Linked DNA regions of Homo sapiens: regions 1 and 3 are each linked to region 2. A link is a loop called in an ENCODE intact Hi-C map of the cell type or tissue named here. Cell type or tissue: CD4-positive, alpha-beta T cell. All regions are shown on one strand. Links, peaks and the distances in the headings refer to the core of each region. The heading gives the core; the rest is flanking DNA.

Evidence for each region. Peaks named below come from ENCODE experiments on the same cell type or tissue, not always from the same donor. Only the 100,000 strongest peaks of a DNase experiment are listed, where the experiment ranks them.
Region 1: a loop joins it to region 2, with 2.3 times the contacts of the local background. A loop is called at or near these places in 3 of 110 quality-filtered maps.
Region 3: a loop joins it to region 2, with 4 times the contacts of the local background. A loop is called at or near these places in 8 of 110 quality-filtered maps.

The regions. Positions count from the first base shown.
Region 1 is chrX:44,259,768-44,271,019 of GRCh38, reverse strand. It overlaps EFHC2 (EF-hand domain containing 2), which reads left to right. Exons shown (of 15, transcript NM_025184.4): 4 at 9,722-9,945. Among named protein-coding and RNA genes, the nearest start is that of EFHC2, 78 kb to the left of the region's middle. In CD4-positive, alpha-beta T cell, for the core only: no CTCF peak of the experiment used is centred there; no DNase peak of the experiment used is centred there.
Region 2 is chrX:44,339,369-44,350,620 of GRCh38, reverse strand. EFHC2 (EF-hand domain containing 2) reads left to right here and starts at 6,949. Exons shown (of 15, transcript NM_025184.4): 1 at 6,949-7,074. The coding sequence starts at 7,033. In CD4-positive, alpha-beta T cell, for the core only: no CTCF peak of the experiment used is centred there; DNase peaks (open chromatin) are centred at 5,770, 6,220 and 6,910; H3K4me3 peaks cover 1,995 bases; H3K27ac peaks cover 2,183 bases.
Region 3 is chrX:44,238,347-44,249,598 of GRCh38, reverse strand. It overlaps EFHC2 (EF-hand domain containing 2), which reads left to right. Exons shown (of 15, transcript NM_025184.4): 6 at 683-796; 7 at 1,189-1,327; 8 at 7,310-7,478. Among named protein-coding and RNA genes, the nearest start is that of EFHC2, 100 kb to the left of the region's middle. In CD4-positive, alpha-beta T cell, for the core only: CTCF peaks have their summits at 3,679, 5,199 and 5,401 (motif pointing right); DNase peaks (open chromatin) are centred at 3,668 and 5,398; H3K27ac peaks cover 323 bases.

The sequences.
Region 1 (11,252 bases), core at 1,732-9,731, 79 kb after region 2:
GACAGGGTACAAGTAGGCAGAAGGACCATACTGCCTGAATCCTGGGGTCAGCAATGGTTCTGTCTCTGTTTCACTAACCTTCCCTGCTACTAGTATGGTTTAGAGACCAGAACTGAGGTTCAAGCAAGGAGAACCACAGACAGAAGGGGCTTCGGGCTGAGGGCACACACTTGCTCTGTTGGGGAGATGCAGGGAGAAGTGTGCCTGGCCATGGCTGTAGCTTGTCAATAAGCCTGCTGGATAGTCTTGGGTTTTGTTTGTGTTTCTTGGGCAGAGGTCACATGGGGCTAGAATGGGTGTCACCGATGAATGAGTGGCCAAATTGAGGCCTCATAAATATTGGGTGCTCATGAATATTTAGTGTCCTTATATATTTAGCATATCATGAATATTTAGAGTCCAGGTGCCTCATGTATATTTACGACCTACTGAAAATCAGTTATCTTTTGGTTTTTCCATCCCTTTCTTTCTATGTTTAACATGCCCATGCTCTACTTAGCATACCTACCTACCTATTGTTATTTAACACATCTCATGATTTCTGCCTATGCTGAACAAATTTTGCTTACTAATTACTAATCTAGGCCTGAGGGCTCTGTATTGATATACCACAATGAGTTCAAGGGGGAGAAGCAGGGATTTGAGGGCCATGGGCTCTGAGAATAAGGTTGTCATGCAACCTCATTAAGTGTGCAGAGGACTTCCTTCAATGCTCATGAGATTGAGGTTTTTCTTAGAGCATGGCTTCATTGTGTCTGGTGGTTGGAATAATGAATTTGGAGCCAGCCAGCATTGCCAAGAAGTATTTGTTGGATGCCTATTCTGTGTCAGGCACTGTGCTATGTTTTGGGAAAATGGACAAAAGGACTGAGTCCCATCATAGCCCTATCTCATGGAGTAATAATAGGCCACCAGATTGGAAAGGAAAGGGAGCAAGGCCACCAGTCCAAGAGTTTTGCAATTGTTCAGGCTAGAAATGCTGAGTGTCCAAACCAGGACAATGATGGTAGGAATAGAAAATTGGGGAAGGATTTGAGAGACATTTGGTTGGCAGAGTTGATATGCATTGGCCAGTGATTAAATACAGAGAGTGAGGAGGGGGAATATCTAATGAAAAAGTGCCTACCTTATCATTATCTCATTTAATCTCCTGATGACCATCTAAAGTAGTTACTGTCACTGTCAGCTTTTACAGAAAAGGAAACAGGCTTAGGGAGGTAATTTGCTCAGTCTGTTTTGCATTGCTCTAAAGGAATACCTGGGGCTGGGTAATTTATAAAGAAAAGAGGATTATGTGGCTCACAGTTCTGCAGACTGTACAAGAAGCATGGCACCAGCTTCTGCATCTGGTGAGGCCTCAGGAAGCTTTTACTCGTGGTGGAAGGTGAAAGGAGAGCAGGCGTGTCACATGGCAAGACGGGGAGCAAGAGAGAAAGGAGGGGATGCCAGACTCTTGTTAACAATCAGATTTTACGGTAACCAACAGAAAGAACTCACACATTACTGCGAAGACAACACAAAGACATTCATGTGGGATCCACCCCCATGACCCAAACACCTCCCAGCAGGCCCCATCTCCAACACTGGGGATCACATTTCAGCATGAGATTTGGAGGGGACAAATATCCAAACTATATCGGCCTCAGAGGTCTCTGTGGTTGAGTCATGATACCTTTATAAAGCCCAGGAGCACAGAGCAAGAAACAGGATTGGGGTTTGAATCTGGGGTGTGTTTCAGGGCATGAGGCCTTTGAAGGGGTGTTAGACATCTGTGTGGTGATGCCCCTCCAGGCAGGTACAAACTTAGGATGTGTTTTCAGGAAAAAAGTCAAGACTAGAAATGGAGATTGGGAATCAGAGGTGCCCAGATCATGACCAGGCTATTCTACCATGTTAGAGGAGAGCCACTGGTGAGGTGATGGAAAGATAAAGGGAATTCAATTTAGTGTCTCTGCTTGGTTTTACTAGTGGTGGGAAAAGACGAAGATTAGTATGAGGAGGTAATATGAACTGTCCTCATTGTTCTTTGTGTTCCAACTGATACACTATCCACTCCCTGGCCATTTTATTTGGTGAATTTGGCCTAATGGTAAATCTTTCAGGAAATATGGAAATACCATAACATTTTAAAAACAGGTTTTCACAAATTTTAAGGTTAAAAGTATGACATTTTATTTTACAAAGGGACAAGAGGTTTTAGATTCTTTAGGGTCATTTAAAACATATAAGGCAGTTTTTAAAGATTGGCAAGAATGCATTAGAAAATGGTTGAAGATTATTTAAGAACAAAGAATTTACAATTTATAATTTTTGTGGACATCTATTTTACTTACGTGTATTTGATTATATAATAGTATTGCTGTGGCAAAAAGAAAAAATTTCTTACAGGTTTTCACCTAAACATTTTGTTCTGATATTCCCTCACTAAGCTCTGCTTATTTTCTGATTACTTTCCCACCATGACACCAAACTTGCACAAATGATAGACTGGAGGTCACAGGACACCCCAGGCCTGGGTTAGTGACTTGCATTATTGTTTTCATTATTACCTTTAAAGTGAAAGCTCATAATCCTATAGCTCACTGGCCCCTGTCCAGTTCATCTTAGTTTTATTAAACTATCCAAGAAGAAATATGAAATGTAGCTTCTTTTAGAATCTTGGAAAGGCTTTTATTAAGACTTCTCAATTCTTTCAGACTCTTGATTTCAAATCTCACATAGGCAGATTCCAAAGGCAAGCTGAAGATAGTCATAATGATGTACTTGAAAATCATTCTTGTGTAAGGAGGGAGGAATGCTATCATAAAGTCTCAGAAAAAAAAGACCTGAGTAAAAGACAACTTTAAAGTCTCTGGAAATTTTCCGAATTTTTGATTGGCTCACTGTGGTCAGGACATTTCCCTGTGTGAAGACACAGCTCAAGAGTTGTGTATAGAATACACAGTAATCACGCTGCGTAATGACATTGAATTTGTCAGCAGAGTAGAGAAATTTGGAAGGCTGTAGCAAATCCTGTAGAAAGCAAACATGAATAACCACTCTGTCACCAAGCTTTGTTTAGAGAGAAACCAGTCTCTTGAAATATTTAATATGATAATTCTTGTTAAGGAAGGTCTATTTGGACTGCAGATAGTTTGAAAAATCATTTAAATGCCTTCTTCAAGCTTTTCTAAATTAAGTGATTGGAAAAAAGAAAACACTTAATGAGCCAGTGGTTCAGACGTCAGTGGGACAGGGTAGGTAGTGTTTCTTTCAGTTGTGACTTGAGTGGCCCGGGCTTGCTTTCCATGCATCTGGGCCCTGGGAAGAGGCAAATGGTCAAGATTAGGTGCTGTGCAGTGATGGCGTTCCTGTCACTTCCATAGGATTTTGATATTTTCTAGATGAACTTGGAGGTCAGATGCACTTGTTTCTTGTGTGACCATTTGGAAATTAGTGCAACTGGAGGAATTATAACCCTCCCCTGCTCCCTTTTGGTTGCCTCTATTATCATGTAATTTTTTAGGGTGGGGGGAGTTTGGAATCAGCCAGAAACAAAAGAGGCATCCATTAGCATGGTACCAAAATAGGCATTCATGCAGCTTCTAATCAGAACAACATATTTTTAATATTCACAAGTTCTTGTTGGCAAGGAGATTTGTGTGTGTTATGAGTCAAGAAAGCCAGTATTGCACTTCAAGGCTTGCTTTCATTTCTTGCCAGGACATCACTCTCTTTTCGGTTAGATGTGTTATATTTACAGAACGTGTTGCTTTTCTGCTGGAATGTAGTTAAAACAACATTATATCAAGCCAAGAATGTCAGAGGTTAATCCAGTAGTTTTACCTCTAATTGTCTAACAGAATAATTGTCAGTTAAATACACCAAGTCCAGCCTAATCTGTGCTAAAGAAAGGATAATGATTAGAAATGTGCCGTGATTTTCTGGTATGGTCTATACCAGTTGTTCTCAGTTGAAAGTGATCCTCAGAATCTCCTAGCCCACCCCAGAATTTTTTCTTCTGTAGACATGGGGTCAAGAACTGGCTTCCCTATGATTCTTAGTGCATCTTGGTTGAGAACACTGATTTCCACTAATGACTTGTTTTGGCCCCTTAATAAGGTAGTATTTCTCATATATATATTTTTTAATACTCTAAGATAATCTGCTTGATCAGGCAAATGTAATCACACAAAATAGAAGTCAGTCATTCATATGCCATTCACTCTTATTGGGCATGTACTATATATAGGTATTATATCCCATAAAGTGGTGGAGGGGTGGTGGGAAGGTTGCCAGATGAAGTATAAGATACTCAGTTATATTTGAATTTCAGGTAAGCAATGAAGTTTTTAGTATAATTATGTCCCAAATATTGCATAGGACATAGTTATACTAAAGAATTTGGCTGGGCATGGTGGCTTACACCTGTAATCCCAGCACTTTGGGAGGCAGAGGCGGGCTGATAACTTGAGGCCGGGAGTTTGAGACCAGCCTGACCAACATAGCAAAACCTCGTCGACTAAAAATATAAAAATTAGCTGGGTGTGGTGGCACATGCCTATAATCCTAGCTACTCAGGAGGCTAAGACAGGAGAATTGCTTGAACCTGGGAGACGGAGGTTGCAGTGAGCCGAGATCACACCACTGCACTCCAGCCTGGGTGAAAAAAAATTAAAAAAATTTAAAAAAAAAAAGAATTCTTTGTTGTTTATCTGGAATTCAAATTTAACTGAGCAGCCTATATTTTAATTTGCTAAATCTGGTCACCCTAGAGGGTGGACACTGGGGAGAGAACCAGGTACTTGAGGGATTAGAGGAGGAAAAGCCAATATCCACTAGAGAATCTGGCATTTGAATGGTACCTCAAAAGTTTCTCTAGATAAAGATGGAAGAGAAAGGCAGAATAGTCAAAAGGAGCAACATGAGATAAAGTGGTGGGACAATAAATTGGGAAGTATTTGGGAGCAGATCATAGATTGAATAGGGAAAACAGGGCAAGAAGGTGGTCATGCAAGAGGACATTAAAGCATCTGTTATTTTGGTGCTTTTTCAATAGCTAAGGGGGAGATGCGTAGGGTTACTGTTTCTTATTGTGAGCAGAAATGTGGAATTTTTAACTTCTTATTCTTTTGCTGCAAGGTGAGTGCCCGGTTGTGTATATAAAAATAATTATTCTTGTGAAACCGAAACTCTAAAGGTGACATTTTAGAAAAATAAAAGTAAAAGTATACAAGTCATTTTAGTAGAGGAATATAGTAAGCACAAGAGGAAGAAAAGACACTCTGTTATGTGTGATTGTGGTTAAGCCTCTTAGTATTTTTAGGGCACAAACTTGTAGATGTGATGATAAGTGGCAATTGCAGTTATATCTTCATTTACCTAAGAAATATCTGCCTTTAGACTTGGATGTACTCTAGGCCTGCAGCATTACTAAAATGAAATTAACATACTTAAATTAAAATAGAGGTGACCCAGGTGCAGTGGCTCACGCCTGTAATCCCAGCACTTTGTGAGGCCGAGGCAAAAGGATTGCTTAAGTCCAGGAGTTCAAGACCAGCCTGGGCAACAAAGCAAGGCTGTCTCTACAAAAAATAAAAAGTTAGCCAGGCGTGGTGGCCATGCCCGTAATCTCAGCTACACGGGAGGTTGAGGTAGGGAGGATCGCTTGAGCCTGGGAGGTTGAGGCTGCATTGATCCATGATCATGCCACTGCACTGTAGCCTGGGCAATGATGTGAGACCCTGTCTCAAAAATAAATAAATAAATAAAAAATAAAATAGAGGTGAGAGTTTGGAGTCTTAATTCTGGAAGGTGAATTCCAGAAAAGTAAATTTAGTGGTATGAGCAAAGATCTAAGGCAAGTCTCAACTGAATAACATGAAAACACATGAAACATAAATGGATATATGGTCACTTTGATCTAAACCACAGGGAAATGTTAGAAAGTTAAAGCTTGAAGAGCATAGCCAGATAGCAGGGCTTTTACAAAGGAAGAGAAATGTAAAACATGAAGATGAGGAAAAGCTGGACATGTGTCCCAATAGTCTTTATTGGGCAGTTAAGATAAACTCCTGAAAATTTAAAGGGCAAATATGGTGCTTTAGTTGTTTTTCTGTTTTGTAACAATATCTTTATTTATCTACCTTGATGATTTCACCTGCTCTTCAATGTGGGTCAAGGACATGGTATCCTGCCCATTTCTTTGATATCCCAAAACAAATTCCTGCTGATGGAGTTTCTGCCATTTATCGTGGAAGACTAAAAACATAAAAATTCTGATAATTAGAAATTTTAATTCTCAAAGGACACAGTTGAGAAATCCTATGAATATGTTATTGAAAGCTCTCATGTGCAACTGTACATTTCAAATGGCCCACCTTGGTTTTCTGATTAATATGGAATTGTGACGTTAGATTTTTGGTTATCAAAACTTTACTGTTAGTGTTAGACCTGCCTTTTCTTTCTAACTCATGGGTGTTCAGGATTCTTTTTTGTCACCAAGAAGAGCTTCCCTGGCCTTTTCTGAGAAGCATCTAGTGAGAGAAGTGTAGCGGCTAAGAGAAGGAAGAGTTGGGGGGCTTGAGATCTGCAGGCTCCTGGGAGAGGCAAGTCAGCTGGTGGGGCAGGCCCTGCAGGGTGCATTGCCATAGCAGTGGGTGGGCATCTCTGGAAATTTCCCCTTCGAGGAGAGAGGCTGTTCTTTCGGAAGAGCAGCTTCATCTCTCTTTTCTTTTCATGGTGGCTGGTAGCTCTTTTATCCATTTCCATCCTGTTATGCCTATGGCTCTTCCTCCTCAAGTAATATGTAGCTGCAGTACAGTGAGATACAGCTCAGTGCAAACTATGGAAAGTAATGGTATTTAGTTAGAGTCTGAAAGCCCAACTTCAAGATCTTTTACTGCCATTTGTTAGGGCATGACCTTGGGCATGGCATTTAACCTCTCTGAGCTTTGGTTTTCTCATCCTTAAACTGAATATTCATATTTCATGTATTATCTGCCTTATAGAATTATTGAGGATTAAATGAGAAAATGTAAGTGAAAGTTTATCCTAGGGCTATGATGATGATTGTGATTAGTATTATTTAAAAGCCCAGTGGGTGGGCCAGTTTTTGCCACCTAGAAAAATATAGGACTCCTATTCAAAGTCTTATGGAACAAAAATCATCGCTAACTTGCTTATTTGAATTTCTATAATGAAGTAAAAATGCAAGATAGATGGAATTTTTGAAGAAGCTCCTGACTGTTGAATAATTCTTATATATTTTAAAAACTGTCACAATATAAGTATTTTTAAAGTAGTATATAATGGTTCCTGAAAATACCTGAAATGCCCATCCTTTTATACATGTTTAAGTATGCAATTTGTTCTAAATGTCTAATCTTGAATGATTAAATAATTTGCATACTGTTTTCAGTGCTATGAATTAAAGGCTAATTGAAGTATAATTTTTTCACAGTAAAATTGTATCATCTTTTATGTAGTACATTTAAAAATATTCTAGGCCAGTTCTAATTTTATAGTTTTATTATTTTAATTTAATGCACCAAGTAATTAAAAATTGCTGCAAAGAAAAGAAGCTGAAAATGATTTTAGGTAATTTCCCCTCAACAGAGTGAAAAGATGATAAGTAGAATAATGGAAGAGAGCCCAACACAGTTCCTGGCACATAAAGATATTCATTAAATATTCCTTAATGAATAAGCAATGACTAATTTCTAAGTGTCTCTAGACTTTGAGAAAAGGCACCATTTTCAGTGCTGTATAAAATACAAAGAAGATAGGTTGACATCTTTATATTAAAATACCTCCATGCAGAGTTCCCACAAGCCAATTTTTATTGAATCATTAGATCTGCAGTTTGTTCTGCTTTCCTTTTCTCTTTGTTCTTGGAGTAGATTCTCAGGCCTAAGTCAGTTACAGATATTGAGAGACAATTCTCCATGGTATCATGCATTTCTGTATCTCTTGTAAGCAGAGGCACTGACTTCTCTTTGTTCTGGACTATCTCTTCAAGGATGTTTATATAGCAAGTAGCTGTGGAAGACAAAAATAGTCTCTCCCTCTGGAGCAAAGTATAGGTTTGCTTATAGCGTTGGAAGATAGAGGCTTAGTGTCTCCTTCCAGTCTAATAAAGATAGTAGCTCCCTTGGAGATAAAGAGCAGGGATGCTTATTGCTAATTATAGAAGATTTGGGTTCCCTAAGCTAAGGGTTACTCTCCTGTAATGTAACCCACTGCATGTACAAATGTTACCTGGCCCTTACTATGTCATCCTGTGGGAATTGGGGCTTAGGAAACTGGAAAAAGAAATGCTGATATTTAGGCTATTCTTACTGCTGTTGATTAATAAACTGCCTTTTGTCTCTGACCAAGGCACCTCCTGTCTTCTACCAGCATCCATGAAACTATGGAAGGCTAACTTCTCATCTTGCAAGTAGGATAAAATCTCAAACCCTTTTTTCTTTTTTTCAAATTCTTTTTTCTTTTTCTTTTCTTTTCTTTTTTTTTTTTTTTTTTTTTTTGAGACAGGGCTTTGCTCTGTTGCCCAAGCTAGAGTACAGTGGTGTGATCATGGCTCACTTTAGCCTTGACCTCCTGGACTCAAGCAATTCTCCCACCTTTCAGCCTCCCAAGTAGATGGGACCACATGTGGGCACCACCATACCCAGCTAATTTTTTTTTAATTAATTTTTTTTTTCTTTTGTAGAGACAGGATTTTGCCATGTTGCCCAGGCTGGTCTCGAACTCTTGGGCTCAAGCAATCTGCCTGCCTCGGCCTCCAAAAGTGGTGGGATTACAGGCATGAGCCACCATGCCTGGCCCCTAAACAATCCTTAACAACAGATTGCAGCAATATTTGGGTAACTTGGCTGGTATGGTGTGGTATAGTTGGTACACTCATGTAGGCAAGGAACTCTTTTACCTCCAGTGGCTGACCACTCTTTTGGATATACGTGGGACCCTGGGAACATATTCTCAAGAGGAGAAATGAATGGGCATCAGGGTTGGAAGTAGAAGATGGGATGAGATCTAGAGCTTTTGGCCCAGAGCACTGGCTAGAACTGTGAAGCCTCTGATAACCCTCACTTGAGGTAGTGCTTGGGTGGAGGTGGACAGAGGCTATAGAGGAAGGAGGAGGAAAAATAGGTTGATAGAGGAAAGAAGATTCCATGAAACTTCACAGCAGCCAAAAGTGATTCATCCTTATTGAAACTTCTAAGTCAATGTTGGCACCTATCATTCCAAAGCTTACTAGCTTTTTTTTTTTTTTTTTTTTTTTGAGCCATGAGTACACATTTTTGTGAGCATTCTGCATTGGTGCCTTAATGCCTGTTGAGTGTGCTCACATTGAGTGCTTGCTGGTGGCTGAATGTGAGCAGGCTTGTTCTAGGAAAAGACATGATGGCAGCGTCTGGTATTTTTCGTCATTCTGCTTATGTCCCCTGTCCTTCATCCCCCATCCTCACCCCAGTCTTTATGGTTTATTAAAATACTTCCCAAGCACCACTTAGGCAACTCTAACCACATGCAAGGCTGGCCACAGAGCTCTGAACCTCAGAAATCTCAGCTCATTCTGACTTCCTCAGAGTTGGAATGTACTAATGCTGCTTCCTAGAACGAGTCCTTTGCCCAGTTTTCTGTTGCGGGAAAGTATTCAGGGTTGTTAGTGAATGTGCTGTATCTTCTTACTTGTTAGCCACATGATAAAACAGTTGTATTTTCTTTCATGCCATAGGGACTTCTATCCGGCGTCATCGGATTACTCTTCCGCCTCCTGATGAGGATCAGTTTTATACTGTGTATCATTTTAATGTCGGCACAGAGGTTGTCTTCTATGGCCGGACATTCAAGATTTATGACTGTGATGCATTCACAAGAAACTTTTTGAGGAAAATAGGGGTCAAAGTGAATCCCCCAGTGCAATGTCCAGAAGATCCTTACATGAAGATTCGGAGAGAGGTAAGGAATTGACGTTTGTTGAGTTCTTGTCTTCAAAATAAAAATCCCTTTGGAAAGTCAGTAAAGGGTGTTTGTACTCCTGATGCAGATGTGAAAGAGCTTTTAGAGCCATAGTTATTCCAGTTTTGTTCTTCTTTGGGCTAGAGGGAAGGCTGAGTGTTAGCCACAGAGCAAGAATGACTTCCTCACTGCCTCACCCCAATTCTCTCTGTAGAGACTCTCTCTTTCAGGCAGTAGGAGTCTTCAGTGAACTGCACAGGTGAGACAGATTCTAGGCACCCACAATTGACTTTGTGGTCACTGATGGTATATGAGTTGTATCCACATTTCCTTGGCTTGTGTTTTTGCTTTTTAGTTGTCTAACTCTGGCTAGAAAGATCTTTGCTTCTATACTAGTGATTTAGTGAAGCAAGCCTTGGGTACACATTTTTTCTTCCTCCTAGGAAATTCCAGGTCCTCTTAGGATGGCATTGGATGCCAAGATGCTCTGGAAGAATAAGGAAGACCATGATTCTGATATACCCCCTTTAGGAAAGGATGTTTATGTACAAGGTCTGACCCCAGCTAGTGTAAGGGAGTAAAGACTCAATATTTTTAGTATTATTTTTGTCTTCCTATTTTTTAAACAGTCCCTGGGCCCAAATTTTGTTTTCCAGAAGAATTTGAACACTCAAAGGGGGGTGGAAGGTGACAACACCCAGCTAATCTCCTTGCTGGGACTGGATCGCAAATGTCTTGACTCTTACCCTGATTTCCATCATTGTCACTTGTTTCCTTTTTCCTTTTCTATTGAAGTGTGATTACACACAGTAAAATACACAGAAATTAAGTGTACAGTTGGATGAGTCTTAACAAATACACGTACCCCTATAACCTACCCCCATATTGAGATGTAGAGCATTTCTCTTCCCCCAGAAAGTCCCCTCATGTGTTTATCGAATCGATCCCGCTCCCCACCACAGACAACTGCTGTTCTCATTTCTATACCCATAGATGAGTTTTGTCTGATTTTTATTGTTTTAAAACTTATGATTCATTTCCTTGCAGAGAGGTAACAAAATTTAGAACAAAATTCTCTTTTGATTCTGTTTTGATCTCTTTTTAAAAGCCACTTGTAGGATCATTCATCTATTCCTGCCTCCCAGCCCCAGCAGAATTATTCTTTAATGTTGTTGTAGGCATACAGCCCTCTGGAGAAATATATATATTGTTGATCCTGGAATATCTAAGGTGAAATGCCTGTATATTGATGTACAAAGGGATTTTTTTTGGTTTGGATTCATTTTTATTTTTTCCAAATGCCCTGG
Region 2 (11,252 bases), core at 2,038-10,037:
TTATCAAAGTGCAATAAAACTAAGAACAAAATAAAAGCCTCCCCCCCAAATCTTTTCCAACTAGAAACTGTTAACATTTTCTATTAAACAACTCTTGGGTGAAAGGGAAAATACAAGCCAAAATCACAGAATATCTAAAAAGCAAACAAATCAACAACAACAACAAAAAGCAAGTAATGAAAACACTACGTATCAGGATATTGGATACTTTTAAAGTAGAGATGATATGAAAATTTATAGCCGTAAACACTTATATCAATAAAAAAAAGGATGAAAATGAGTGAATTATATTGTCAACCTTAAATAATGATATTCAGGCTGGGTGCAGTGGCTTACACCTGTAATTCCAGCACTTTGGGAGGCTGAGGCGGGTGGATCACTTGAGTTCAGGAGTTCGAGACCAGCCTGGCCAATACGGTGAAACCCTGTCTCTGCTAAAAACACAAAAATTAGCTGGGCATGGTGACAGGCGCCTGTAATCCCAGCTACTCAGGAGGCTGAGGCAGGAGAATTGCTTGAACCCGGAAGGTGGAGGTTGCAGTGAGCAGAGATGGTGCCACTGCACTCTGGCCTGGGTGATAGAGCGAGACCCTGTCTCAAAAAAAAAAAAAAAAAAAAAAAAAAAAAAGAGAGAGAGAGAGAGAGAAAGATTCAGAAAATATGATTAAGTGTAGAGGTTATCCAAGCACAAAACTTGAGGATGGCCACTGGGAAAGCACAGACTCCAAACGAATAGCGTCAGTGGTTTTAAAATGGAGAAGTTAAAGTTTAAATTATATAGGCAGAGACGGAGATGATCCAGCAGGATTACATTTTCCATATAAGACCAGTGCACATGCGCCACAGTGATTTGATTGGTTGCAGATTGCTACATTCCAACGAAGATTACTTTATTACTCTGTGAGGAGGGGTAGTGACTTGAGTCAGGGGTTCTTATCTCTGGAGCTATTTGGTCTTAATTATTTACAGGAAAAAGAGAAAAAAAGGCAGAAGTTGCAGCTGCATGCCTTGTGACCCAGGTTGCATAGTTAGAATCCTCTCAAGGCTCAGGGTAATTTAAAGTTCCAACAGATTTAAGTTTGAATTATTTAATTTTACAATATCAGCTTAAAAAGTGAAAAAAAGAATAACAAATGAGTCAAAAGAAAGCACAAGGAAGAAAACAATAAAAGTAAAAGCAGAAAAATAGTAAAGGTTAAGAATAGAAAGCAGTGGGTCAAATTAATAAATAAAAATTGTGGTTCTTTGAAAAAAGTAAGAAAATATGTAAACCACTAGCTAAATTAATCAAACTACTAAAGGGAGAAACATATTTATACAAAACAAGACAAAGAAGAAATAGGCCGGGTGCGGTGGCTCACTCCTGTAATCCCAACACTTTGGGAGGCTGAGGCAGGCGGATCACGAAGTCAAGAGATCGAGGCCATCCTGGCCAACATGGTGAAACCCTGTCTCTACTAAAAATACAAAAATTAGCTGGGCATGGTGGCGGGCGCCTGTACTCCCAGCTACTTGGGAGGCTGAGGCAGGAGAATTGGTTGAACCTGGGGGGTGGATGTTGCAGTGAGCCGAGATTGCGCCACTGTCCTCCAGCCTGGCGACAGAGCAAGACTCTGTTTCAAAAAAAAAAAAAAAAAAAGACATAATGTGGAATATGAATAGGCATGAACAAACCAAACTGTTTTGTAAATGAATAACATAAGCATTCTAAACAGGGAGGGGGGCAAAAGCCTAAGTAATTTTTGAGCCTAATATTTTGACTGTGTACATTAAGACCAAAGAAAAACACTGCAAGCAAATATTGAACTCTAGTTACTAGGTTTGTCTCTTGTTTTACAAAGACATGAGTTAGGTGTTCTGAGGCTGCTTTCAGGGTCTTGTAGTATAGAGCAAATAAGTAAATACAGTTGTCCCTCAGTATACACGGGGGATTGGTTCCAGCACCTCCGAATATACCAAAATCCTTGAACACTCAAGTGCCATGGTTGGCCTTGGAGAACCTATGTATACAAAAGTCAGCCCTCTGTATATGTGGGTTTTGCTTCCCACCAATATTTTATTTTATTTTTACATGGCAAAGTTGCAACAGTCAGCACAGCAGAGAAAGGGCTGTCTGCCCCACGAATAATTTTAAAAGTCTGTGTATAAGTGGACCAATGCAGTTCAAACCTGTGTTGTTCAAAGGCCAACTATATTTTGAGGATAATGGGAATGAGATTTCTTACAGCTTGAGCAGAGCGTCACCAGTGCAGAAAGGGGAATACCAGCAGGGACACTATTATGTTGATTGGAATTGGAGGTATGAGCATAAACTTATGACTTTTAATATATCTTTTTCTCTGTATATCTATATCTTCATCTTTCTATCTGTAGACAGAAACTTGGCACATTTCACCTTAGCCCAGTGATCAAAGAGAACCTCATCATTGATGGTAAAAGCACATTATGTGCCTGTTCCTTTGATGAACTAGAAGGACACAACAGTCCTCCTGTGGCGTTCTTGTCCAAAAGCCATAAACTGAATCTCCTCATGAGGAAACATCAGTCACACCTAAATTGAAGAACATTCTACCAAATACTTGGCCTAGGCTTTTTTCTTTTCTTTTTCTTTTTCTTTTTTTTTTGAGATGGAGTCTCACTCTGTCGCCCAGGCTGGAGTGCAATGGCATGATCTTGGCTCACTGCAACCTGTACCTCCCAGGTTTAAGCGATTCTCCTGCCTCAGCCTCCTGAGTAGCTGGGATTAAAGGCACCTGCCACCACGCCCGGCTAATTTTTGTATTTTAGTAGAGATGGTGTTTCGCCATGTTGGCCAGGCTAGTCTCGAAGTCCTGGCCTCAAGTGATCCGCCCGCCTCGGCCTCCCAAAGTGCTGGGATTGCAGGCGTGAGCCACCACGCCTAGCCATGGCCTATCCTTTTCAAAAATATCAAGGTCACAAAAGACGAAGAAAGATGGAAGAACTGTTCCCAATTAAAGGAGAATAAAGAGACATGACAACCACGAGACATGACAATCAAACACCATGTGTGTTGTTGCATCAGATTCTGGGTCAAAACAAATTATTTTTCTTTTTGCTAAAAAAGGACATTATAGGCCAGATGTGGTGGCTCATGCCTGTAATCCCAGCACTTTGGGAGGCCAAGGCAGGAAGATTGCTTGGAGCCAGTAGTTTGAGACCAGCCTGAACAACATAGTGAGACCCTTGTCTCAACAAAGAAAAAAAAATTAGCCGGGCATGGTGGTGTGTGCCTGTATTCCCAACTACTAGGGAGGCTGAGGTGGGAGGATCGCTTGAGCCCAAGAGGTAGAAACTGCAGTGAGCCGTGATTGCACCTGGGTGACACAGCAAGTCCCTGTCTGCAAAAAAAAAAAAAAAAAAAGGACATTATTGGTACAATTGCAAAATTTGAATATGTATTTTAGATTAGAAAATAGTATTATAAGGCCGAGATGGGATTGCTTGAGGTCAGGAGTTCGAGGCCAGGCTGGGCAACATAATGAGACCCCATGTCTACAAAAAATAAAACAAATTAAAATAGCTGGGCATGGTGGCACATGCCTGTAGTCCCAACGACTTGGGAGGCTGAGGTGGGAGGATCACTTGAGCTCAGGAGGTGGAGGCTGCAGTGAGTCATGATCATGCCACTGCATTCTAGCCTGGGCAACATTGTGAGACCTTGTCTCAGAAAAAAGAAAACAGTATTGTATTAATATTAAATTTCTGATTTTGATTATTGCACTTCAGTTATATAAGAGACTGTCCTTATTCTTAGGAAATACACACTGAAGTATTTAGGAGTCAAGGGGCATGATATCTGCAACTTAACTCTAAAATGTAAAAGATATATATGGGGAGAATGACAAAATTAATGTGGTAAAATATAAAACAATTGGGGAATCTGAGGAAAGGATAAATGAGAGTTATTTGGACTGTTCTTGCAACTTTTTACTAGCTTGAAATTATTTCAATTTAAAAAGCAACAGGGAATTTTAAAAATGTTTGTAAGAACATGTAGGAGAATAACTGTTCTTTTGGAGTAGTATAAGATTTTTGAATTCACATACAAAACACCAAACAGGCCAGGTGCAGTGGCTCATGCCTGCAATCCCAGCACTTTGGGAGGCCAAGGTGGGTGGATCACTTGAGGCCAGGAGTTCGAGACCAGCCTGGCCAACAAGGTGAAACCCCGTCTCTACTAAAAATACAAAAATTAGCCAGGTGTGGTGGTGCATGCCTGTAATCCCAGCTACTCAGGAGGCTGAGGCAGGAGAATCACTTGAATCCAGGAGGCGGAGGTTGCAGTGAGCCTAGATCACATCATTGTACTCCAGTCTAGGTGAGAGAGTGAGATTCCATCTCAAAAAATAAAAAGTAGAATAAATCAAAAAACCCACCAACCATAACTGAAAGAATGATATATTTGAGTAAAGTAACAAATTTATGTACAATAAAGAACTCTATATAAGTGGAGTTAAAAGACAAACGACAATGAGAAAATATTTGCTATGCCTCGGATTAGTATCCAGAATATCTCTATATCTATCTATCTATCTAAAAAAAAAAAACTACAAATGACCGAAGAGAAAAATCTGCAAAGGATATGAATAGCTGAGTCACAGGAGAAAGTAACAACCATGGGAAAACATGACCAACTGCTTAGGGAGAATTAGGGAGAAACAAATTAAAATAACAATAGTATACCATTCACACTTATTCAGATGATTATCCAAAATTATATAATTTGGTAATACCTATTGTTGAAAGGATGAACGGGGAAGGGGACTTTCTTAATTGGTTTATCTGTCTGTAGATCATCTAGCAAAATCTAGTAAAGATGAAGCCATGCACTCAGATATGTACGTAATTCCATCTTTCAGTATGTGCCCTAGATCATTGCCAAAGGAACAGGCAGAGTCGCTCACTGCAGCATTGTTGGTAACTAGTGGAAAATTGGAAACAATCTAATTGTCATCAACAGATGAGAGCAGATAGTTAAACAATTTGTGGTATAATCATACAATGCGTTTAAAATTAATGAACACTACATGTGTCAATGTGTAGAAATCTCAATAACAGAATTTTATTATTATTATTTTCAAGACAGAGTCTTGCTCTGTTGCCCAGGCTGGAGTGCAGTGGAGCAATCTCAGCTCACTGCAACCTCAGCCTCCCCGGTTCAAACGATTCTCCTGCCTCAGCCTCCCAGTAGCATATTAATATTCTACTAATATTTTTAGTAGAAACGGGGTTTCACTATGTTGGCCAGGCTGGTCTCGACCTCCTGACCTCTTGATCCGCCTGCCTCGGCCTCCCAAAGTGCTGGGATTACAGGCATGAGCCACCGCGCCTGGCCTCAATAACAGAATCAGGCAAAAAAAGCAAGTAGCAGAAATTTAGAGTGTAAAATTTATAAACACAGAAGCAATAATGGATATTGTTGATGAATAAAAAAGGAGATACAGTCCCTGCCCTGGAGGTATTTGGGGGCATTTAAAGAAATGTCAAGTAAACAGGTAATTACAATGTAGTAGGATGAAAGCCACGATCAGAATAGACACCAAATACAGATGGAGGCGGCAGGAAGAAGGTGAAAGAATATATTGAAGAAATGGCAATACCTTCTATGCCCCACTCCCACGCTGGCCTCAAGTCCTGAAAGACAAGAAGGGGTTACTTATGTGAAAGATAGGAAGGAAGGGTGTTTCTAGACGATAGTGTTATTTGCAAAAGCCCCAAGAGGAGAAACCGCAGAGCCTGATTTAGAAACTGCCAGTGGTTTCTCAGAGCTGGAGTAGATGGAGGAGGGGGCAAAGAAAGGGATGGAGGGCATTGGTAGGTGCCCTCTGACAAAAGCTCCTCAGACCAGGCTATAAGGAGTTTCACCACCTTCTGAAGGCGGCGGGAAGGCTAGATTATTGAAGCAGAAGAGTAACAGCTGCACCATGAATTATAAAAACGACGGCTCTGGAGGCAAGATCAGTTAGTTTTTTGTGTGTGTTTGTTTTTCTTTTTAAAGAAGAAAACCAGGCAAGAAACAATGGGATCGCAGCTGAAATAGACGAGGTGGTGACTGAGAGAGAGCATCGAGTCCAACCTTTAGGGCTTCAGGGAGGGATTAGACGTAGGTGTCGGGAGAGGAGGTTCCTGGCCCGGCTATCTTGGGGTGAACGATGGAGTGACAGGGGTTGCGATTTGTGACACCTGACTCCGCCCCGGCCACCCCTGATTGGGCCTTACAAACGTTTAGTTCAAATACAAAAATGGGCCGGACACGGTGGCTCATACCTGTAATCCCAGCACTTTGGGAGGCAGAGGCGGGAGGGCTGCTTGAGCCCAGGAGTTCGAGATCGGCCTGGGCAACATAGTGAGACCTTGTCTTAAAACAACAAACAAACAAACAAACAACAAATATAAAAATATCCAGAAGAAAAACTGAAGGCGGTGGTTACCATTACAACGCGTTTTCGTCAGGGTATATGTGGCTTTAGATTCATCTTGAACGTTTTAATTACAAAATAAAAGCTGATGTCTATGCAACATAGGAAAATATCGACTTGTGTAACATCTCAGTGAGCACACGGGCGTCATATTACTTTCTGTACTTTGCTGTGTGTTTGAACCACATAGCAAAAAACTGTTGGCGACAAGAATTGGAAAAGCAAGAAAGTACAAGAAAGGCTTTGAGTTCTATAAGGGGGTTAAACCAGAAAGCGGCGGGGGCAGGGAACAGTCAATCTTTGTGTGTGCACACTGCGTGTGCAGAGAGAAGACTCCTCAGGAGACCAGGACCTGGCTGAGTGTGTGCGGGGATGAAGCGGGTGGAGGGGAACTGGGGCTGGGGAGGAGGTACGCGCCGCGGAGGTGTCCCCCGCCCCCCACGATCCTTCTCGCCAACCCCCCGCCCCTCCTCCCTCCGTGACGCCGCTTCCCGTCTCCAGGCAACGTGGGGGCCAAACAACACGGCCGGGAGGCGCCGCTGCCTGCCGGGCCCTCTCTTCTGGGACCCTGGATTTTCGGACACTGAGCGCCATGGCCCTGCCTCTGCTGCCGGGCAACAGCTTCAACCGCAACGTGAGTAGGAAGGGCGTCCGAGGTCACAGCTCCCGGCTGGAGTCTGGGGTCCAGGCAGGGTCGTGGCGTGGCCACCTCCGCAGACTCTCCTGGAGGCCCCATGCTGCTGCCCTGGGTTGGTGGCAACTTGGACCAAACTTTATAGGCTGCTTCTCCCATCTCTCCAGCTGCATCTGAATGTTTTTCCTAATTTAGAAATATATAGAGAGAGTCCTTATAGGTGGCAGGACCCTCAAAGGTAACAAATAATAGTGACGATAACCATTGGGGGTTTAATGTGTGCCAGGCGCTGTGCTTTAATCACCTTATGCAGCATCCAGTGTCCCAACAGCCCTTTGAATTAGGTAGTTTTTATTCCCAGTTACTATTGAGGAAACTGAGGCACAGAACCACACAGTCTCAGTGGTGAAGCTGGGTTTCTTTCAAGCAACCTTGTCTCCACAGCTCAGGAGCCTAATCATTATCCCCAGTATCCTGTGTGAAAAAAGATACCGTTTCAATTATCAAATTGAAGAAATCTGGCACTTATCAAGAGGGGTAGGTGGCAGATAAGAGTTCTATCAGCCTGTAAAGTTTACTCCCAAACTTTATAGAGACAGGCACCCAAACTTGGAGGGATTTTTTTTTTCTCTATTTATAATTGGGAGGGGTTCATTTCTTTTTTTTTTTTTGAGACGGAGTCTCGCTCTGTCGCCCAGGCTGGAGTGCAGTGACCCGATCTCGGCTCACTGCAACCTCCACCTCCCAGGTTCAAGCGATTCTCCTGCCTCAGCCTCCCGAGTAGCTGGGATTACAGGCGCCCGCCACCACACCGGCTAATTTTTGTATTTTTAGTAAAGATGGGGTTTCACCATGTTGGCCAGGCTGGCCTCGGACTCCTGACCTCAAGTGATCTGCCCGCCTCGGTCTCCCAAAGTGCTGGGATTACAGGCTGAGCCACTGCGCCTGTCCTGGAGGGGTTCATTTCAAAAGAAGATGAACGTACAGAACAAAGCAACACAACACAAAAAACCCTGAGCATGAAAGAACTTTTGCCAATAAATAGCACCTCATTTAAACGACAGCAGGAAAATGATTCAGGCTTTTGTTTATACTGGTTACTACCCTTCACTTGGGTCAGCCATCTGTGTCTGCAGGAGAAGCTAATTCCCAATTAGATGGGAGGGAATTAGATGGAGCCACTCAAGGCAATTGTGTAAACCTTTGATAACTTTAGAAAGCAGGCAGCAGATTGAAGTATTTGGCTTTATGGTTTCCAAACACTGTCTGTATCTAAGTTGTTGGCCCTGAAGTACAAGTTTTTTCTTTGTAGCTTCACGCCATTGAATTCTGACCCCTACACGTCTGGTCAGTCCAACTTTGAACACTGATTTGTGCATTTCTTGGTTGATGGGCAGAGGCTGGCCTTCCAGCATAGCATTGCCCTTTGGTAAGTTTAAGCCAGTCACGCAAACAAGAAAGGCCCCTGAGAGACGGGACATGAAAACAGATTCCAGAAGTAAAGAAGCATGCTGTGTAAAAGTAATTTTAATAAAAAATGAAAGTAAAGCCTACAGCTTTTTGCCCAGCAACACTCTGATTACCAGTGCCTGCCTCCTGCAGAAGTATCATAGCTCTCACGTGCAGTGATTAAGGATGGGAAGGAAAAACAGTGGATGGATGAAATATTAATAAATCTGCAAGGTTCTGCGTATATTTTTGCTTTTTAAAAAACTTTAAGATCATGAAGTACAACACATATACAGAAAGATGCACAATGGATGATCACAAAATGAATATCAAGAAATTAAATATGGGGGCTGGGCGCAGTGGCTCACGCCTGTAATCCCAGCACTTTGGGAAGCAGAGATGGGAGGATCCCTTGAGCCCAGGAGTTCGAGACCAGCCTGGGCAATATAGTAAGACCTCATCTCTACAAAAGATTGAAAAAATTAGCCAAGCGTGGTGGCACATGCCTGTAGTCCCAGCTACTCAGGAGGCTGAGGTGGGAGAATCATTTGAGCCTGGGAGGTCGAGGCTGCAGTGAGCCATGATTGCATTACTGCACTCCAGCCTGGGCAACAGAGCCAGACCCTGTCTCAAAAAAATAAATAAAATAAAATATGACCTGTTCTCCAAAAATACCACCCTTGACTGGGGTTGCCAGATTTAGCGAATAAAAATACATATCTCAAATACTGCATGGAACCTGTTTATGGGAAAGGATTATTTATTGTTTACCAAATTTAACTGAGAATCTTGTATTTTATGTGACAACTCTACCTATGAACCTTTCTGTTCATTACCCCATCTCTACTCTCCAGATATAACCACTGTTCTGGCTCCTATCACTATAATTAGGTTTTGCTTGCCTTTGAACCTTTTATCAATGGAAATGTTTGGTGTTTATTCTTTTGTGACTGGCTTTTTTAGCTCAACAGTATGTTCGTTAGATTTGTCCATGTGGCTGTCTATAGAGGTAGTTTGTACATTTTTATTACTCTGTAGTATTGCATTGTATGTTTTTCACATCATTTATATATACATTTTACTCTTGATAAATATTTGGCTTGTTTGGGGTTGTTAAGAATAGTTTTACTGTGACTATTTTTGTTCATGTTTTTTGGTAGGATTGCTAGATCATACAGTATTCGTATGTTCAGCTGTAGTAGATGCTGTCAAAGTGATTATACTACTTAAATTCCCAACAGCATTTTATGTTCCTGTTGCTCCACATTCTTTCTAACACTTGGTATTGTTAGTCTTTTAAATTTTAGATATTTTGGTTGGTGGGTATAGCAACTCTTTGTAGTTATAATCTGTACTTCCTGATTCCTAATGAAATTGAGCATGTTTTACACGTTTGTTGGTCATTTGTATGACCATTTATTGGTCACTGCTTTTTTTTTTAGACGGAGTCTTGCTCTGTTGCCCAGGCTGGAGTGCAGTGGTGCAATCTCGGCTCACTGCAACCTCCGCCTTCTGGCTTCAAGCGATTCTCCTGCCTCAGCCTCCCGAGTAGCTGGAATTACAGGCATGCGCCATCATGCCTGGCTAATTTTTTTTTTTTTAATTTTTAGTAGAGACGGGGTTTCACCATGTTGGCCAGGCTGGTCTTGAACTCCTGACTTCAGGCGATCCGCCCGCCTCAGCCTCCCAAAGTGCTGGGATTACAGGCGTGAGCCACCGTGCCTGGCTTTATTTGTATGACCATTTATTGGTCACTACTTTTTTGTGTAGTACTTACTTATCTCTTGTCTAATGTTTACTGGGTTGTCTGCCTATTTCTTAGTGATTTGTAGAAGTTCTATATAAATTTTGGGTATCTTCTTGTCTGTGATTGGCCTTTTCCTTCTCTTAATGATGTTTTTGATGAATAATTTTTGGAAAAGATCACTCTTTCTCCATGTCTCTGCAGAGCCACTTTGTCAAAAATCAAGCATCCAGCTACGTGTGGGTCTATTTCTAGACTCATGAATATTTAAAACATTTATTTACTTTATGCCTGAGAACAATGGGAGTGTGTGCGTGCATGTGTGTATGTGCGTGTGTACTAGAGAATGACAGTACCTTGGACTCATTCAACAAATCAGTATTTATTTATTGAGTATCCTAGTATATGCCAAAATTAGGTGACTACATTTAAAAAATTGTTACACTAGCCTTGGTACTAAATGTACTGTGTGTTGCCCACAAATTAATATTTTAAAAACTTGTACTTAGTTAAAAGATTGGATGTTCTCTGGCATAGAATGGTTAGAAAGTCAGTAAAGCCATATCTGGCCTTTTAGTCTTGCCCTTCCCCCCTCCCCTGCTTGCTGAATTAAATTACCAAGTGAAAAACCTTGGCCTCCTGTAGATAGCATAATTACTTGGCTGTTTGGATTTAAAATTATAACACAGCTAACTTTTATTGCTTTTCCATAGAATTGAAAAGGAACTTATGTGCCCCTTACTTAGCTGCCAGTGGTCAGTCAAAAGCAATAGATTGATTTCTGTCCACGGCTAGGTGATACGCAACCTGTATTTCTCTCTCTCAAATACAAGAAGTATGGTGCCTTCTAAAATATGAACATTTGTACCTCTGATGACATTACAATTATTTTGATATGAGTTGAAAACCTTAGGGAAATATCACAACTAAATTCTAGATACACTGTATCTTTTTTCCAACAATTTCCATGCTGAACTTGTATTGA
Region 3 (11,252 bases), core at 2,088-10,087, 100 kb after region 2:
TCATGTAATTTGGGTGCAGCAGAAACAGCCCAGACCTGGATTAGAGTTGTGAGTCTGCCCCTTAATAGCTGTGTTACCTTGGGCAAATCACTTAACCTCTTTGAGCTTATTTCCCCATCTTTAAAATGTCATAACATAGTAAAAAAAAAAAACCAAAAAAACACCATCTAAGGACCTGTAAACACCTATAAGGACACTTAAGAACATAAAGGCTTTTTCAAAAGCTCTATGTTATATTTTCTTTCTTATTTGGATAAAGTGTCTTCTTAGTGCACATGAAAAGGTTACCATAATGCTAATTTCCGAGGCAAATAACTGCTGGCCATTCAGTCCTCACCGGGAGGCTTTCCCAGATTCTCTGAGCCCACTGCTGGAAGCCCTACTGCGTTTGCTTGGAGGCAGGAGAGGCACAATTTGTCCCAGAGGGAGCCCTGGGATACCCATAGCAGGCAACCAGGAGGTGTCAGAAAAACCTGTTTTTAGAATGACTTTGAAAAATAGGCTGAATATAAAATAATAATGACATACCTGACATTTACAGTGTGCCAACATTAGTTAATTCATTTTATTCATTCATTCAACAAATATTCATTGAGTGCCACCTCTATGCCAGCCCTGGGGTTATAGTAAGAAAGGGAATGGATTAAATCCTACCACATCTTGTTTTGATTTTGTCTTCCAGAATTGCCCACCTAGAGTCTATCAACCAGGCCAGATAACAGATCGAGCAGTTCTCAATTCATATGGTGACTTTATAAAGAACCAAGCGGATGGCTACCTGTTCGATAGATATAAGGGAAGGAACCTCATATTTTATTACCTGTTTCTAGTGTGACTTCTTTGGAACCTGAACAGTGGGGCGAGTTACGTACTCTTCTCTTGTGAGATTGTGAATGAAATCGATGAATACATAAATGTATGCATTGTACTGCTATTTATCAGTAATAAACATGCTGAAATGTCTATATAAATATATGCAATGCATTGCAGTTTGTAAGTATAATACTACAGTGCTAAAATAATACTTTAGAATATTAACATCAACTGGTTGCTTTTTTATTTGATTTTTAAAATTTAGTTATTAAAGATTGAAGTTTTATTTTTAATTTCCTTTTTTTCTCTGGGAAGGGGTTCCTGGTTCTTTGGAGGGTCCATGGTGCCAATGCTATGTTCCTTTGTCTTTTTTAGCTAGGAAAAGTAGACCAAGAGTTTTACAAAGATAGTGACCTGTCCCTAGGAGTCACCATCAATGTGTGGGGAAGAAAAGTGCTCCTTTATGACTGTGATGAATTTACGAAGTCTTATTATAAGTCTAAATATGGAATTGGTAAGTGATACATATGTCAATTAAAAATATTTTTAAAATTAAATTGTTTGTTCCCTAATTAAGATTTTACTTTGGAGTTTCAAATGCTAGGCTCATAATAGCTACCACTTATTGTGCATTTGCTATCTTCCAGCCGTTTGTTGTCTTATATATTCCTAACAATTCTCTATGGATAGGCTCATTATCCCCATTTTAGAGGTGAAAAAAACCGAGGCTTAAAGGGGGCTCATTTGTCCAAGGTTATACAGTGAGCAAAGAGTGAGCCAAGATTTGAACTTGTCTGCCTGATGCTGGGGGGGTAAATGTTTTGGTTTAGCAATCGAAATGGAAATCTGAATGCTTTTCTTTTCACTTACTTCTTCTTACCACAATGGATATACCTAATTGAGTTATTGAGGGAATTCTCTTCTGCTAGTTTGCTCTACCTTTCCTGGTGAGGCTCAGCCAGGTTTTAAGCTTCTCTCTTCTCAGATATTAACTCCATTCCAGTAAGGTTAGTTCAGTTCAGAATGAAAATGAGTGATTGATTAAGCACCTACTATATGTAGGTCACTGTAGTAGACTTAGGAGATAGAGTTGTGTAAGAGGTTTCTAGGCTGGAAGGGGAACTGAGACCTGCAGCGAGTGACACCGTGTTATGAGTGTCTTGGAAGCTGGCGGAGGATGTGACGTGAAACCTAAAGCATAAACCCTCATTTGTTAAACTCCCCTCTACCTGAGGCTCCAGGTACCTGCTGCTGCTAGGAATTGATGGGACTTGCTGACCTCCCAGTTTGGTACTGGAGTTGGGATAGTGGGTACTTAGTCCTGTACTTCTTTCTGAACCTTGGAGTATTCATATGAACACACTTCCCCGAGGGGCAAGATGGAAGCCAAGTGCAACCGCAGCTTCTTGAAAGACAAGGTGCTTTGTCACTAGAATGAGATGAAGCCATGTTATGTGTCTTGTTGTCCGCATTGTGTAGTATTCCTGGCCTTCTGGGAATCTTTATATTGTGAGAGAAGGCACATCAAGTACACAAGGGGGTTAGAGTGAAAAAGGCTTACAGTTTTACTCTTAGGTTCATTAGGGGAATTTGTTGCACTGCATCTGCATGCCAGATTAGTCAAAATGTATGGGCCCTACTGGGGCCAAATTGGTGGCCTCTTTTTATTTTCTAAAATTAGTCCCCTTCAGTGGACACAGTTGGGCATATTTGCCTTGGGGACTGTGGACAAGAAGCAGCCAGGAATGTGCAGGTGGCAGCTGCTATAGAGAAGCTGCTGGTGGCCCCTAGACTGTGGGAAAAGAATTTGGCCTTTAATAAATGTAGATGCCTGTTTGGAATCCGTCTTTAGTGTAGAATGAAAATTTAAATGTATATATCAAGATGAGTCACCAAAAACCGTAACTTACACCTGATGATTACCTTAATATAAAGGATGTGGTGTTCCAAAGCATTATATGATTCCTTAAACATAAAGTCTAACTTTTGGTTGATGTTTGTCTGTCAGCTTGGTGAGAATATGAAAGTTGCATTTGGGAAAATGAATGTCCTACTGGTGGGACTTAGTATGTTGTTAGGGTCTTAACGGCTTCTCTAGAAAATTTTTTGAGGCAGTGTGAATTCCCTGGTGTGCTCCAAATCGAGCCATCCTGGGTAAATGTATCAGCTTCAAATGTCCTATGGTCCATTTCAGTCGAGTCCTTGTGCTAATTTCTTTCTGTTCACTTCTTTTGTTCACTCCGTGGACTAATTGTATTATGTAAAAAAAAAGTAGTCTGTGCCTCTAAAGCTAATATAACATGAGCATTATGCATTTAAACAGAAAATTATGCAAATGCAAAATTATGATGCATTTCATAGTCACACTGACTTTTTATATTTCTCATAACATATGTTAAAATATCCCATTTAACAGACACTATTATTACACAACATTTCTTGTGTTACAACAGTGTACTTAATGTAAGTAAAGACTAGAAATTATATCTATGATGAGGTGGAGGGGAGAATGAATCAGTGTTCTCTGATAATCTTTGCATTTGCTTTTCCTGATTTTTTGGTAAGGTTAAATTAATATCCTTAATGTTGCTTAGATACAGTTATTTCTGCCATTTTAATTTTATTTATAGTTCATCTGGTCTCAGCAATTTTTTAAATTGACCAAATTACATGCGTTATGTTTTGGTATCCTTAAAACCCAAACCAGGACAAAGTCCCATCAATCATTGTGGTTCTGTCAATAATTGTGGTCACATTTCCTCCTTTGTCAATAATTGTGTTCAGTAGAAAACCTGGGTATCTCCACTGTGCAGCACGCAGGAAGGATCTGACAAGCAGCAGCAACACAGCTAGGGGCGTCTCTAGCAGGAAGTCACGGGAGATTTCTAACGCAGTACGCCGCCTTGGTGCTTTAGTACCTTCTCCTGTGTAATGACACCCCAACATATTTTGGGGGAGAAAAAATGGCAGACAAAGAGAAGGAGTTGGCCACAGTCCCAAGAAAGGTACATGGATAACCTTTCTATTTATGTAGAAGTGGAGGGCTTGCTAAAATTCCAAGAGACATTTGAGCTCCTGTGTAAAACTCAATCTCTTAAGATGATTCCTTCATACATTTAAGGATTCTAAGGAGAAGGTGATTCCATAGATTTCTTCTCTTTAATAGTGCAGTGGGACCCCCTCCATCAGACAGTTTGGCCATCCTGCTGGCCCTGGCTTGCCTGCCAGGCTGTAGCATGTCACTCCCTCATTATTTTATGTGAATGAACACGGTCCGGCAGATGGAGGTCTGTTGATCTTTCCTATAGCATGAAGGTTGAAAAAGGCTCTAGGGGTTCCAGCAGGTGTTTCTTTCACTAAAAGGACAGGGATCAAATGTAAACTGTTCTTACGTAGGAATTTCTGCTTTAGGTTATTATTTGTCTATCAGTGGACTTTCTTATTTTTTCTTAGTGGCTGGGACAATGAAACTAGTAACAAGATTGTTCATTCTTGTTGCTGTTGAACACTTATTGGGCTATGCTTAGATTCAACAAAAATCTTAAAGCACCTTTAATTTTGTGGAGTCATTTCTGGCCATCTCTGAATTTTTAGGAACAGCAGGACATTTAAGATGAGTGTTTAATGATTATTTGAGTGAATTGGACACTTAAAATTGCACCAATAGGATAGAATTGGCTTCTGGTCTCATCACATGGCCCTGATGGACCTAACAATTTTGTTTCTTTTGCTTCCCCTATGAAATGAAGATGGTTGAGATGGGAGGATTCTTAAAGATTTTATAGCTCTAACATAATGTGATTCACGAATTTAGGTTTCATTGAAATCATTTGACATGGGTATTGAATACAAGCACAAGTGGATTTACCTTGAAGCTAATGAAGCGTAATCTTTAGAGGTCTTCCTTTCCAGGGGTCCCAATCCAAGGCCCTGGCCTAACTTTGTCTTAGTAATTTGACATTCTTTGCCTAGAAGAGCTTTGCCCAAATTATTTAAGCTTCCAGCCTCCCAAAACCTGTATTCATCTCTAGGCTACTAGAACATAAGCAGTGAACGTTGAGGTAACTGAAGGCTTTTCCCAGTAGTCTTTCCCACTGAGATGGTGAATAGAAAATCACCACGAAGAAGCATTAAGACTCCTTTGTAATATGTATCATCTGTCTGCCAATTTGTTGGAATCTAGTCAACCATGGATGGGCATTCAATATATATATGTTTTGACAAGTCACTTGGAATTAGAGGAATCAGATAATTAAAAGACATATCTGTCTCAGGATCTAGCAGAATGCCAACTTGAGACATTGGGGAAGATGCTTTGTACAAAAATGTATACTTTTTCATTTATTCAATGAATATTTTTGAACACCTAAAACACGCAGGATGCTGGGATGATGGAAAACCAAAGTGAGGAAACTTGTCATTCAGCTGTGAGTCCAGAGCTTTGTGAACGTATGCAAATTACCCAGATAAATGGGATTTAAAGTTGGATCTTGAGCCAGAGTTTCCAAAAAGATGTATGTGGTGGTATAAAAGTCAGGCATGATGGAGTGGAAAAGTTCTCAGCTTTTATACACTAGATGGCACTGTGGGTGCAGAGGAAAGCTCTAAATTGGTTCTTTTGTTACTTAAATCTGTTGCAAAAATTATATGGTTGAGAAAACAACAGTGTGGTATAAGCCCTGTAATTCTAGGGGGAAGTGTAGAATGCAGTCCTAATTACTTTGAGATTCAATATGTGTCCTCTTTTGGTTAGACTGCTTAGATTGGTATGTAGAGTTGTATGTATATGTCTCCTGTTGAAAGAAACTCCTCAGGCCCAGATTTTTAAATAATCACATACAGCTCTCCTGCCATGGCTATGATGTTCTTCCTGAAATGAAAGACCAAACAGTGGTGTGTTAGATGTAATGGTTAGCAATGATAGAGTCTACTGCAATTCTGCCCAATTCCAAGATTTGAACTCTCCTCTTTATTTCCAAGACTTTTCTTTAAAATCACCATAAAAATAGCAATAGTTGAAGCTCACAAGTCACTTCTGTACTGGCACACTGGCTCCCCCCTTTCACTGAGTCACCTTTATAAACATGTCTGCTGTAAGCAGTCTCTGTTAGGATGTAACAATACTCTTTTGGGGATTGTTTTTGGGGAAATTTCACACAAAGGCTGCTAGGAAGTCTAAGGACATATGAAAGCTGAAAATGTTTTCAACAAGAGTTAGAAGTGGCCTCAAGCCCTTAGCCTTTTGATCATCAGTTAAAAAACAAAACAAAACAAAACAAAACAAAAACCAAACAACCACCTTAATATTAAGAGTTAGGTTATCTTGGATGAAAAATTGATCTCCATTTTCTCTTCCGGAGGTGTGCACTAAAATTTGTACTCTTCCTCTATGGGAACTTTGACAGTGGAAAAGGAAATATTTGCTTATGTAGAACTCCTTTCATACAGGATTGAAAACACCTATGTCATACTGAAGCTTGGGGAAGAAGTAGAAAATAGATTCTGTGGGAGTTTGTTTTGTTTTGTTTTAGGAAAGATGTGGCATCTTTTTTTGCCATTTATGTTGGGGACAAACACAGTGACTTGGATAGACCAGGTCAATATGTTCCTTGCTCTGGAGAGCACGGTTGCTTCTGAGATTGTACAGCCTCGCAAATGAGTACCTGAAAGCTCCTAGGCTATTACAAATATGTTACCAGCTCTCTCTCCACCTCTCTTTCCTCACAGATGATAAGTATATAAATAAAATCAACAGTATTTACCGCGTAGCACTCCCTTGGAGAGAGTAGGCAGTTGGCTATTTTAAAAGTTTTTTCTTTTTCTGTTTTGTTTGTTCGCTTCATTGCATTTGAGTGCAATTGTAGTCTTTTCTTGGGCTTAACAAAAGCTACCTGGGGCCGTGGCTGGTGAGAGGAAAGTTCTGTTTTGGTGTTTGTTTTTGAACTACATAGGGAAGTACTATGACCTGGAGTTACTTTGGAGGCAATGGAGGGTACTCAAATACAGGGTGCAGTAGGAGGAGATGGTGGATGGGGAAGGATAAAGGTGAATAGTCAGGAGTAAGTCCTGTTTGGAAAAGAATTTTATTAGTGAGTGTTGACTGAGATAGGAGAGGGCTAAATTACAGGTTAAAATGTGGAACGAGTGGCCTAAAGTTTCAAGTTTGAATTTTCATATTATTGGAAAAATCAGAGGAGAACAAAAAATATTCAGAAATGGGAATGTGATGACAAAATATAAACGTTTACTTATTTGACATAGATTCTTTTTTTTTTTTTTAACTTTTGAACCAATGGTGATTATTAAGTGAGTTCCATGGTTTTTGTAAACATGATTGAAAAGTACTCTCACAGGATTTTGCTGTTTTGTTTGAAAGAGTTTAAAATAGTCTACAAAGATCTCCATGTTCATCTTGAAAACATAACAAACCTTTCAAAACAGCCATAATCAGGGCAAAAAAAATATTGATGTTTTGTTTGCCTTTGTTTTGTTCTAGAGAACTTTACCTCAGTTTCATGCAAGCCTCCTTCTCCTCCTCCAAAAATAGAAAGGAAATTTCCACCTTACAACGGTTTTGGTTCTGAAGAGGATTCTCTCCGTAACTGCATAGACCTCAAGCCCACACCTCATCGGAGGAACTTCAAGAAGTTTATGGAAAAAGACAGGTGCTTGAGGGAACCATGATTTTAGTCTGATCTTTCCCAAATGTGTTTGGGGTTTATAACATAGTTCTCATGACGAAACAGATGTCACGCAGCTCATCTAATTGCAAGTCCAGGGAGACATTATTATAGGCTTTTAATGAGGTTGATTAACATGCACGTATTAACAGGTTCTTACCTGAGTGCTTATTTTAATAAGTATCATCTGGAGGCCCCTAAAGTAATATTATCTCTAGTCTATGTTGCCTTTCCATATCTATCTATATATCTGTCTCCCGAAAATAGGAAAGATGTAGAGTAGGAGTTAACAAGCTCTTTCTTAAAGGGTCAGATAGGAAATATTTTTGGCCTTGTGGGCCATACGGTGTCTGTCACAACCACTCAGATCTGCCTTTGTAGCGTGAAAGCACCACAGACAGAATGTAAATGATTGTGTGACTGTGTTCCAATAAGACTTTTTTTATGGACACTGACATTCAAGTTTCATGTAATTTTTACATATCACAAAATATTACTCTTATTTTGATCTTGCCAACCGTTTCAAAATGTAAAAACCATTCTTATCTCAAAAGTCATATAAAAACAGGTGGCCTGGTAGATTTGGCTCACTGACTGTGGTTTGCCAACCCCTGCTATAGAGATTTCAAGGATTTATACGTGTTTTTAAAAGTGTTATTTGGTGATTAATGTTGTTTTCACTTGAGAGGTTGGTTGAGTTCAGTAACCATAGGTTTCTCACTTGGCTGAATATAATTTTAAATGATGGACTTTCAGAAGTATTCCTAATAGACATGGAGAAAAACCTGCCTGTAAATCATGCATATAGAATGTAGACACTGCCCTCGGCTACTTTTTGCTTCTGCAGGGAGAGCAGGCCCTGGAGAAAGAAGTCAGGGGAAAAGTGGTGGGGAAACATTGTAGGTGCTTGAATAGGATGTGGGCTAAGGGTTACAGTCCTGTGTGAGGGAAATAATGGATAAGGAGATTCTGGGGAGAAGCAGTGATAAAGGGAATGTGGTAAGTCTAGGAGAAGGAGAAGAAAAAGACATCCTGAATTTCATAAAATTGATTGGGGTCAGGTGCTGTTGTAGCACATTTGAAGGAGAGAGAACAGTAGTTATGTTGTATCTATAAAAGTGGTAAAAATTGATTAAGAATTATATAGAATGTCTTAAAGTCTGCCTTTGCTATGACATGATGTCCTTTGTCTTTCTAGAAATAATCTTTTACTTTTAAGGATTTTAGGGTTCTATTTTTAAGTTTTAGATTTGATGCTTCTCAGGAGTGGTCCCTGTACTTTTTAGAAATGCTAATTATTGTGTCTCCCCCACCCCCAGACTGACTGAGATAGAAGCTCTGGGGAAGGGGCCCAACATTCTGAATTTTCTCAAGTCTTCCAGTGGATTCTGAGACACACCAGTGTTTGAGAACCACTGATTTTTATCACATAAGAGGGTTGCCAGCTTATACTCTGTCCTCCCTTATCGAGAACAGTGTTTAGGTGAGGTTCCAGGGTAGGACTTTTGATGGCTAACTGCTGTTTTTAAGGACAGCCACCCGAAGGAGGCGGGCAGGAAGAATGTCCCTATTGTAAAAGGAGAGGGAATTTTTCTTATAAGTAAACAAGATGAAATATTATCCAGGGTGTTGTTTCTGGAACCCAGGGGAAAACCGTTCTTTGTGAGTAGTTGACTTAGTCCCTCTTTCTGTCTACACTGGGTAAACTTGCCCACAGAACACTGACTGTAGATGGTATTCCATGTTCTTTTCATGTTGTCCTGGCTGGAGAATGGTAGTATAGGCACAAATGTCTCTCATTTTGTTCTTTCTGTCCACTGCTCAATCTGTGCCAGGAATACACTTTCCTCAAGCTCTTCTCACACAGGGACCATGTTTCCATAGTAACTAGCACATTCGGCTGGAGACTTATAGATGAGTTTGAATAACCCAAGGTTTTAAAACTGTAAGAACCTAAGGAAGATGATTTCACAAAGCATACAAAGAATAGTTTTTTAAAATACAAATAAACTGTGAATTGAGACATGGAATTGTACATGACACATTGATTATATATATATTGCTATTAAAAATGTACTTGGTGCTATTATTATGAGGTTAATGCTGATCTATGAGTCATTGGAGGGAATAGTTTCAGATTAAAGCATATGAGCTTTTGATGGATATAAAGATCTTCTTTATTATCTGGGTAGATATCACTGCGGTAGCCTGCTGGGCAGATTGTCTAGTCTGAGGAGGGAGAACCAGGATAATATCTTTCTTGCTGCACCAGGCTGAATTAGTTACTCTGTTCTTTGTGTGCCCACAGTACTCTGTTGATTATATTTCTAATAATAATATTACTACTATTACTGATTACTCATAATAAGCCATTAGTGGTTACTATGTGCTATGTTACAATACTTAATCTAATTTAATCATCAAATCCTTGGAAAGTAGATAATGTTATTGTACCCATTTTTTACATGAGAAAACTGAGGCTCAGAGAGGCCATACAACTTCCTCAAGGTGACACAGCTAATTTTTAGCTGAACTAGGAACTGAACCCAGGGAAATCTGACTTCTGGAATTTACCTGTCTTTCGACAGAACCTATACATATAACAGTGCATCTTAATGACTTGTTTATGTAATTTGTGGGCTCCTTTTAGACCAAGAGCTCCTTGAGGGCAGGGGCCAGCTTTATTGCTTCCATAAGAGTTAGTGCTGGCTATATATTTGGGGATCAATAGTTTGTCTAAGAAGAGAAGGAATGGATGAAGAAGTGAGCAAATAGAATAAATGTTCACTCATCCAGTTCTTAATCATGGATAGAAGAGACAGATGACTTCTCACCAGGAGGGTTATTATACCAGACTTGTGCCAGTCATAACCATATAGCATCCAAAAATTCATGGTTTAATCTTCATCTCTGTCTTGTTACAGATATTGTCCATCTGCTGTCCCCACCAGTCATTTTTTTTCTTCTTTTAAAAATGTTTCCCCATTAATAAAAATAAGCCTTCATGTGTGTTCCAACCATAAGACTCTATAGCTCTAGATATATTTGAGGTTTTTAGTAGGTGTATAGCCCTGGATGAGCCATTCATTATCTTAGTGAATAACTAGTTCTTGAATCCCTGCTGTGTGCCAAGCAGTGTTCTGGGTGTTTGTGATACATCAGTGAACAAAATAGACACCAAGGCCTGCCATCGTGGAACTTATATTCTAGTTCTGGGAGGTGGACCATCAATTAATACATAAGTAAATTATGAAGTATTTACAAGATGTTAAGTACTGTGAAAAAAATAAAGAAGGTATTAAGTTGCTGTGGAAAGAATAAAGGCAGATTGGGAGTATGGGGCTGAGGAACATTCCTGGTTGCAATTTTAAATAGTGTGGTCTTGATGGACTTTACTGAGGAGAGGAAATGTGCTCCAGGCAAAAGGAACAGTCGGTGTAAAGGCCCTGAGCAAGAAGTGTGCTTGGGATGTGCAAGGAGCATCCGGGAGGCCGACATGGATGGAGTAGATGAGTAAAGAGCAGAGCACACAGAGAGGAGATGAGAGTGTATGGGGGACTGGGTACACAGGGCTCTACAGACTGTTTAAGGATGCTTTTGACTTTGAGTGATAAGGGGGCCATTAGAAAATTTGAGCAGAGAAGTGACTTGAGCTGATTTTCTTCTTAAAAGAATCATTCCAGTGTAGTGTTGAGGGCAGACTATAGATGGCAGTGGTGGAAATTAAGACTGGGTAAGAAGCTACTGCAGTAGTCCAAG